Linked DNA regions of Mus musculus: regions 2 and 3 are each linked to region 1. A link is a loop called in an ENCODE intact Hi-C map of the cell type or tissue named here. Cell type or tissue: heart. All regions are shown on one strand.

Region 1 (2,500 bases):
AGACAAATATTCTACACGGCATATTGCACAGGATGGATGGTTAAAAAAAAAGAAATAAAAAAAGAAAGGAAAAAAAAGAGTTTTAAAACAAAAACCCTTAACGGAACTGCCTCTTAAAAGGCAGGCGTCCTCGTGCCTGTCATGTTATATTAAACATACATACACACAATCTTTTTGCTTATTATAATACAGACTTAAATGTACAAAGATGTTTTCCACTTTTTTCAATCTTTAAACACAACAGCTATAAACCTGAACACATATGCTATCACCATGCCATAGGACTGAAACAATTATATTTAGCGACAAGTAGAAAGGATTAAATAGTCAAATACAAGAATGAAAACGCAGTACATTGTGTCGCGAACTCAAATCGGCATTTAGATAGATCCAGTGGTTTAAACGGCACGTTTTTGCTTTATAAAAAAAAGTGCAAAAAAGATGTGGTTTACAAGTTAAAGCTACAGAATCCCTTTTTGCTGTGAATGCACCAGTTTTAAAAACCTCTGGACAGAACAGCAATTCGTTAAAAAAAAAAAATTTTTTTTTTTAAAGCATTATGGTGCTGGGCTGAACTCTCCTCCCCTTATAAGACCAGGGGGTTGAAAGGTGGAAACCGGTGGCAGGTTAAGGGATACTGTCACTTTAAGAAGCCTGCAGATTGAAGTGTAAACATGGAGAAACCAGGGGCTGATTTTTCAAACTGTGTGAGATATTAACCAGCCACCCTATTATAAAATCAGGAAATCCAAACAGCGATTTACACCGATTAACACCCCCTTTATATATTTTTTACAAAAATACACTGAGAAAATAATCAAACGTTTTCATCTCTCTTGTCATTTTTTGTTTTTTAAAAGTGTCAAAAGTCTACATTTAAATATAAAAAATTAAAAGTTAAAACTCTAGCCCTTCAGTGAAGGAGACGTAAAATGGCGTGGGTAACAACACTAGAAAAAAAAAAAAAACGAAGAAAAAGAAAGAAAATAAAAAAGAAGATAAAGAAACGAGGTTAAAAGACAAGAAAGCAAATGAAAAGGGAAAAAAAGGGGGGACAAAATAAGAAAACTGTTTGGCCAGTATAAATACGTCCACATATAAAATGGCATCTGATTACATTTACAAGGGAAAAAAAAATACAAAGATGGAGAGTCCGTGAGGGGGTAAAAATAAACGGGTCTTCTCAATTACACCTATAAGGAATAAACACACACGGAGAAAAAATTTGGTCCTGAATTGTGGTTTTTCAAAAGTCCAGCACAGATTTGAGTTGCGTTTGAATCCTTTTAAAGAGTTAAAAATGAAAAGGAGCTGGTGATCGGTTCGTTGTAGGAATCAAACATAGCGCCATCTATCCGCTTTTTATATTATCCTACACTATTTTAAAAACTGCTCAACAGTCTTATACAGAAATCTTCAAAAGATAGACAGGATAACATGCTATATTAACCCCACCAGTGAAATAACTCAACACCATCACGATTCCCATTAAGAGAAGAAAAAAATCTCTTTTCCCCCCCAAACCACTCCGCGGCCCCTGGACCACATCCCACAGTCTCCTGTCCTCCCGCCGGCTCTGGGTAGCCTCACCTCTCTGATTTTTTTTTTTTTTTTAATTCTTTATTTTTGCACAGACCCCAGGCGGAGGCCCGGGAACCCCAACGCCCTCTGTGCTCCGGGTCCTTCTGCATCCCCAACCAGGTTGCTGTGGCTTCCACGAGGTCCCCATGTCCATTTCCGAGGCTGGCCTGCTACTCCCAGCACATCTCCAGCTGCAAGGACAAGGGGAAAAAAGGTGGGGGGAGGAGGAGAAAGCCCAGCCCGGGACTTCGCCAGCGTGGAGTTTCTCCATGCCAATGCTCCCCTAAGCTCAACACAAATGCCAAACGCATCACCCCAGAGCCTTCTTTCTGTCTTCATTGCAGAAAAAGAAATTTTAAGAAGGGGAAAAATACAAAGAGAATACAAAGAGGGGGTGGGTAGGAGATGGGGCACGCTGGATTTTCCCCCTCCTTTCTTGACCATGAGGCAAAATCAAACAAGAAATCACCAAGGCGAGGGGGTGGGGGTGAGGGAAAGATTCCTTCGGTCTTTAGAAGCTTTGCTTGGCTTCTTTTCTTGCTGGGGGTGCAACCAAGTCCGGAAGCTCGTTGGAAGGGTGGGGTGGGGGGGAGTCTCTTCAAGCAAAATTGGGGAGGAAACTCGAAGTAGCTTTTTTAGCCACCACCAACATCAATAACAACAACAAAAAAAGGTCGCCCCCGTCTACTCTCCGCCTCCTTCGAGTCCCCAGCCCTGAGAGTGGGGGATGGGAGCGCGGGTCCACTAACGCCCCCGCGCTCCTTCTCCAACGGCGGGACGTGTTCCAGGCCAGCTCTATGCACTTTTTCTTCCTTTTCTTTTCCCCTTTCTCCTTCTACTCTCCATCTATTCTTTTTAACTCATTTTTTTTCTGTTTCTTTCTTTCTTCTTCTTTTTAACATTTTTTTGTTTGTTTTTT
Region 2 (2,500 bases), 420 kb before region 1:
GGAGAAAGGATTTATTTTGGTTCACAGTTTCAAAAGGTTCAGTTCATGATATGTAGGTAGTAGACATGGTAGACTTTTTGGTAGACAGCAAGCTCAGAGAAGAAGGATGGCAGCACTGGACATTCAGCAGAGCCTACCTGGTGAACTCCAGGTCAGTAAGAGTGCATGACATAAATATAAACAAATACAAAAGGTAGATTGCATGCAAAGAATGACACCTAATTTTACCCTCTAGTCAATATACAGACACACAGTGAGACAGACAGACAGACAGACAGACAGACAGACAATCAGACAGACACACACACACACAAGAGGCCGGGGAGGCTGGGGAAGGAGAGAGACAAAGGTGTTTTGTTTTGTTTTGTTTTGTTTTGTTTTGTTTTGTTTTGTTCTTTAAAGGTTGAAAGTTAGAACAGCTTTAAAATACCACTCCCTAAATTTGAGGCCTGTTTGTGACATTAGTATTAGTGCTATCCATTGACTGGTATAAAATATAGAAACTCTGGCTTATGTCAATTTGCAGTGAAAAAGGACAGCCTAGATCACCCACCTTCACCGGGAAATATAAATGCCTAATGATCTGGATGACATGAAATAAAAAGAGAGGGCTTTTATGTGATGCTATATGTAAGCTAACATAAAAAATGATTGACTCCAGAACTGCTGTTTGTATTGGAAAGATACACACGGTTATAAACAGCTTGATTCAGCTGGTTCCCAACCAATGAAAAGCTCATGCATTTAATGGCTCCCTGGATGGTTCATCAGAACCAACTGTTGGCTTGCAAATGTTTATCATAAAACAAGAAGAAAGGGAGTCTGGCTCACTGTTCATCTGCCTGAGGAATAGACCTTCACTTAAGTTTATCTAAGGGAACACTTCCACCTTCTAACTGGAGTTGTGTCGTCTTTCAAAGCACCTGGGTATTCTCTACATTCTACTGAAAAAGATCCCATAGACTCCCAACAAAAGCACCTGTTACTGGAAGGATCTGAGTGCTTGCTTTAGTTGCAAGACAGACCTTGGAAGGTCAGTAATTCAAACCCTCCATCAGAGAAGGCCTAGAACATTCTGACTAGCCAATTACATTTCTAGAGCCTGCAAAATATTCTAAAGTAATACCTGATCATGAACTAAGTTGATTTTGCAGTTACATAGATCCAAAGACCTAGGAAAAGATCTGATACCAAATCTGCTTCAGTGCAGATCTGCAGTTGACTATATGAGCCAGCCAGCCTTGACCTATCTCCTCCACTGGGTGGGGCAGATTACTCAGTGGTGAAAAATTAGCTATGCTTGAACACCAGTTATGTTAAGAGGGATGGTCAGTCTTGAATAACATGATATTCTTTGGGCAATACAAGATTCAAACAGTGTTACATCTAATGGAAGAGCTATAGATATCTATATTATACCGTTAGGCACAAATCACAATATATAAAGATGGTCTTCATGAGTTAGTCTGAATTCTGATTTGTAAAGTAGGGATATAAGGCTATTATGCCAAATTCACAACTTTACTCTGCAACAAAGCCCAAATCTGTCAACTTATTTGTGATTAAAATTCCTATTCAGTCACTGGAACTAAGCTGGTTCTTGTTTCATGACATTGTCTCACTATACAGTCCAGGTTGTCCTTGAACGTGAAATCTTGCTGCCTCAATCTCCCAACCGCTGGGAGGACAAGTATGTAATCACTACTGTGGGGTTTCAACTGGACTTTGATGCAGATCTCAATTTCCTTCCTTCCTGGTTAGATGTTAATGAATCTTCATGATGAATCAAGGATCCTGACATGGCAAGTGTGGTGTTCAGGGCAAGGGCACAAGCAAGGCCTAAGAGAGAGGAGGCTTTAGCTATTTTTTAGGGCAAACTGCTGGGCTCTGGTGTGACTAGCTGAAAAAATGACTGTCCGGCACCCCGGTTTGAGCACAGGGTGAGTGACAGAACACAGATGCTCAACTTCTTCTTTAATGAAGAAATAGGAAAACAGACAAACAAAATCCACAGAAACAAAAAGCAAAACATAAGTCCCCCCCCCCCAAATGATAGGCAACATGACTTAGAATAGGGGACGAAGGGGAAATAACTGAAGGACTGTCCTCTGAATTCCAGTCAGAGAGTGAAAGACAGCTTAAAACAGAGCTGTGCAAAGGCGCTTAACTCTCTGCATTGAAGGAAACTGTCCAGTTGCCATTTCTTCTTCTAGATTTCCAAATACTGTTTCCTAGTATGTGACTGTGAGAAAGGCTAGCAGTGGGAAGGAAGAAGTTCATAGCTCCCACAGTTTACAAGGAAGGAAGCTGGGACTCTGACATTCCCAGAAAGGATAAAGAAAAACCAAAACCCTCCCTGAAAGAGCTTCCCAGGTCAAAGTGAGGTTAATCTCTGCCAACTGACCACTATGAATGAAAACCGCTGAGCATGGAGGATATGGTTTTGGATTTTGCTTTTATTGATTTTTTGCTTTAACCAATAGCAATTTGGGGGCCTTGG
Region 3 (2,500 bases), 180 kb before region 1:
GACAGGTAAGGGCCTGCAACCATGACTGCACTCGGAGGGCCGTTAAACCCTGCCCCACCACCCCAATAAAATCACAAATCTCCTCTAGTCAAACAAGTGATTCAGATGTCAGTCAGCAGCTGAGAAACCCGGTTCTGAAAATACACCCTCAAAGAAGCATGTCTCTTTATTGAATCCTCACAGATATTTAACTTCATTGTCTTGGGCTGGAGAGAAATCTCAGCCATTAAGAGCACTAGCACTTCCAGAGGACCTGAGGTTCAAGTCCAAACACCACATGACGCTCACAACTGTCTCTAAAGCCTGTTCCAGGAGATCTGGCACCCTCACACAAATATGCATGCAGGCAAATCATCAAGTACATAAAAATAAATACATCTTCTTTAAAAAAATCCATTGTCTTTTCTGTCCCAGAATAATATGGTCACCAGTTCTGTCCCCAGTTCCTAGATACACTTCATAACACAGAAGCAGGCTAAGTTTACACTTCTGCACCAGGAGACTGAAGCTGGCTTAGTATGGATGAAAGACGCCAATGGAAGACTGGAGCAATCCAGGTGATACACAACACACTCTCTTACCAATGTGAAGTGCTTCACAATGTGTTGTCATGTTAAAGACAATGACAAAAGCAAAACAGGGTGAGCAGAGACTCAATAGTTAGCATCTGTACGCCAGTGGTTTGCTTGATTCCACTAGCTTGGAAATCATCTGGAAGGCATGAATCCCTGAGAGCCTAGGCAGGGGATGGGTCTATTTATCTTCATTTTTTTCATTACCATTTGCATCTCTAGCTGCTCACCTGTGCTGTGCCTGCTGCTGACCTTCTGTGCTTTGGATTTAACTCCCTGGCTGCGTTTGGACAACTGAACATTGGCTGCTTCCTACATACGAAGGGCTTAACTATGACTGCGGGCTACTACACTGGGCAGAAGAAATGGTACTTACATTTACAAAAAAAAAAAAAAAAAAAGTTCTCTTCTTTAAGGGACTCATATGGGGAAAAAAACCTCAAAGCACTGTGGTTAGGATTAGCAATGGAAAAGCAGAGTGACCTGCCTCCTCAGAGTAACCTTTAGCTTAAAATTAGGGTTTAATGAATGCTAATTTAAATGATGCATGTTTTAAATTACCAAAAGGTACATACACGACGAATACATAAAAGTAAAGTATTATGACAGAAAAAAATACACATATAAATACATAAAAGTAAGCTACTTTGAGAGAAAAATAATTTTTAAAGACACCCAAAATAAATAGCAGTGAAAAGAAGAGGAAGATATAGAAGACTGGGACTTTAGGATGGACTAAGCAAGGCACAACCTGGAGTAACACACACAATCATGAAGATCTGTCATCTAGAAACCCTCCCATCCAGGAAAAATCTCTTACCTGAGCGTGCTGGGTGGGTGTGAAGGCTTCTGCAGTCCCGTGGGCGTGCTATGAGAGAAAGGGAAACTGAGTTACACAGTGTAAGAGGAACCACGGTCCTTACAGGGCCTAACACTTCCTGGCACTTGACTGTTGTAGGGCCACATCAGAGACTCGCTGCAGAGTACTAACTCTCCAGACCCTTCAGCAAAGCTAGGAACCTTCAGCAAGGATGGGCACAGCTCCCGTCTGGCTGCTCTGCGCTAAGGCATGGCTTGTAGGCTATGTAGCCACTCCAAGCCTAGACTTTCATGATCTGGTGATAAATTCCTCCAGAGTGACTCTCAAAGCTAAGAGGACTCCACTTTACCCCTGAGATGCCATGGGTATGTGTTTCGGGGGATTGGGGGGGGTGGGTGGTGTGACACAGCAGTGGTGTGATGTGTCCTAGTGCATTTTTTAATGTGTGTGAGTGTTTTGCCTACATTATGTATGTGTACCATTTACATCCCTGATAGCCATGGAGACCAGAATAGAAGGAGGAGTTGGAATTGACGTTACAGATAAGTTATGAGCTGCCACACAAGATGCTGAAAATTTACCCAGGATCCTCTGAAAGAGCAGCCAGTGTTCTTTGTCATCCAGTTGACATCTGTCCAACCCTTACCTTAGCGATTTATGTAGCTGACTTCATTTAGCCTTTAAAACAATTATGTAAACCTAATGTCAGTAGGGCTGGGGAGATGGGTCAGCTGGTGGTACTTGCCATCCAAGCATAAGAACCTGCACTCTACTCCTAACACCTAGTTGGAAGGTGGGCACAGTAGCATGCTCTTGTAAAAGGTGCTGGGGAGAGGACATAGGCAGACCCCTAGACTTACTGGCCTGCTAGCTTAGACTACTTGGTGGAGTTCCAGGAGAATCAGAGACCTTGCCTGCAAATCCAAGGTAGAGAGTGCTGAAGAAAGACATCCGATGTTAACCTCTGGCCTACCCAACTTAGCACTGCCAGCAACAGAGGGCTCCAGAGCTACATCGGAGGATGTACAAGAAACTGTTCCTGTCACAGAAGTAGCAATGGCAGTCACAGCTGGTGACCTCAGAGAAGAACTTCCTAACAGCACTTTGG

What was found. Peaks named below come from ENCODE experiments on the same cell type or tissue, not always from the same donor. Only the 100,000 strongest peaks of a DNase experiment are listed, where the experiment ranks them.
Region 2: it touches region 1 in a loop (3-fold over the local background); 7 of 42 quality-filtered maps call a loop at or near these places.
Region 3: it touches region 1 in a loop (3-fold over the local background); 2 of 42 quality-filtered maps call a loop at or near these places.

What each region holds. Positions count from the first base shown.
Region 1 is chr13:28,949,118-28,951,617 of GRCm38, forward strand. Sox4 (SRY (sex determining region Y)-box 4) reads right to left here. Exons shown (of 1, transcript NM_009238.3): 1 at 1-2,500. All of the region lies in intron 1 of Gm46405 (a long non-coding RNA gene), which reads right to left. Among named protein-coding and RNA genes, the nearest start is that of Sox4, 3.3 kb to the right of the region's middle. In heart, CTCF peaks have their summits at 1,351 and 1,550; a DNase peak (open chromatin) is centred at 1,744; H3K4me3 peaks cover 2,500 bases; H3K27ac peaks cover 1,929 bases.
Region 2 is chr13:28,525,244-28,527,743 of GRCm38, forward strand. The region is part of intron 7 of 2610307P16Rik (RIKEN cDNA 2610307P16 gene); the gene reads right to left. Among named protein-coding and RNA genes, the nearest start is that of Gm40841, 100 kb to the left of the region's middle. In heart, a CTCF peak has its summit at 1,249; no DNase peak of the experiment used is centred here.
Region 3 is chr13:28,771,227-28,773,726 of GRCm38, forward strand. It overlaps 2610307P16Rik (RIKEN cDNA 2610307P16 gene), which reads right to left. Exons shown (of 8, transcript NR_045054.1): 3 at 1,393-1,440. Among named protein-coding and RNA genes, the nearest start is that of Mir6368, 62 kb to the left of the region's middle. In heart, no CTCF peak of the experiment used is centred here; no DNase peak of the experiment used is centred here; H3K27ac peaks cover 209 bases.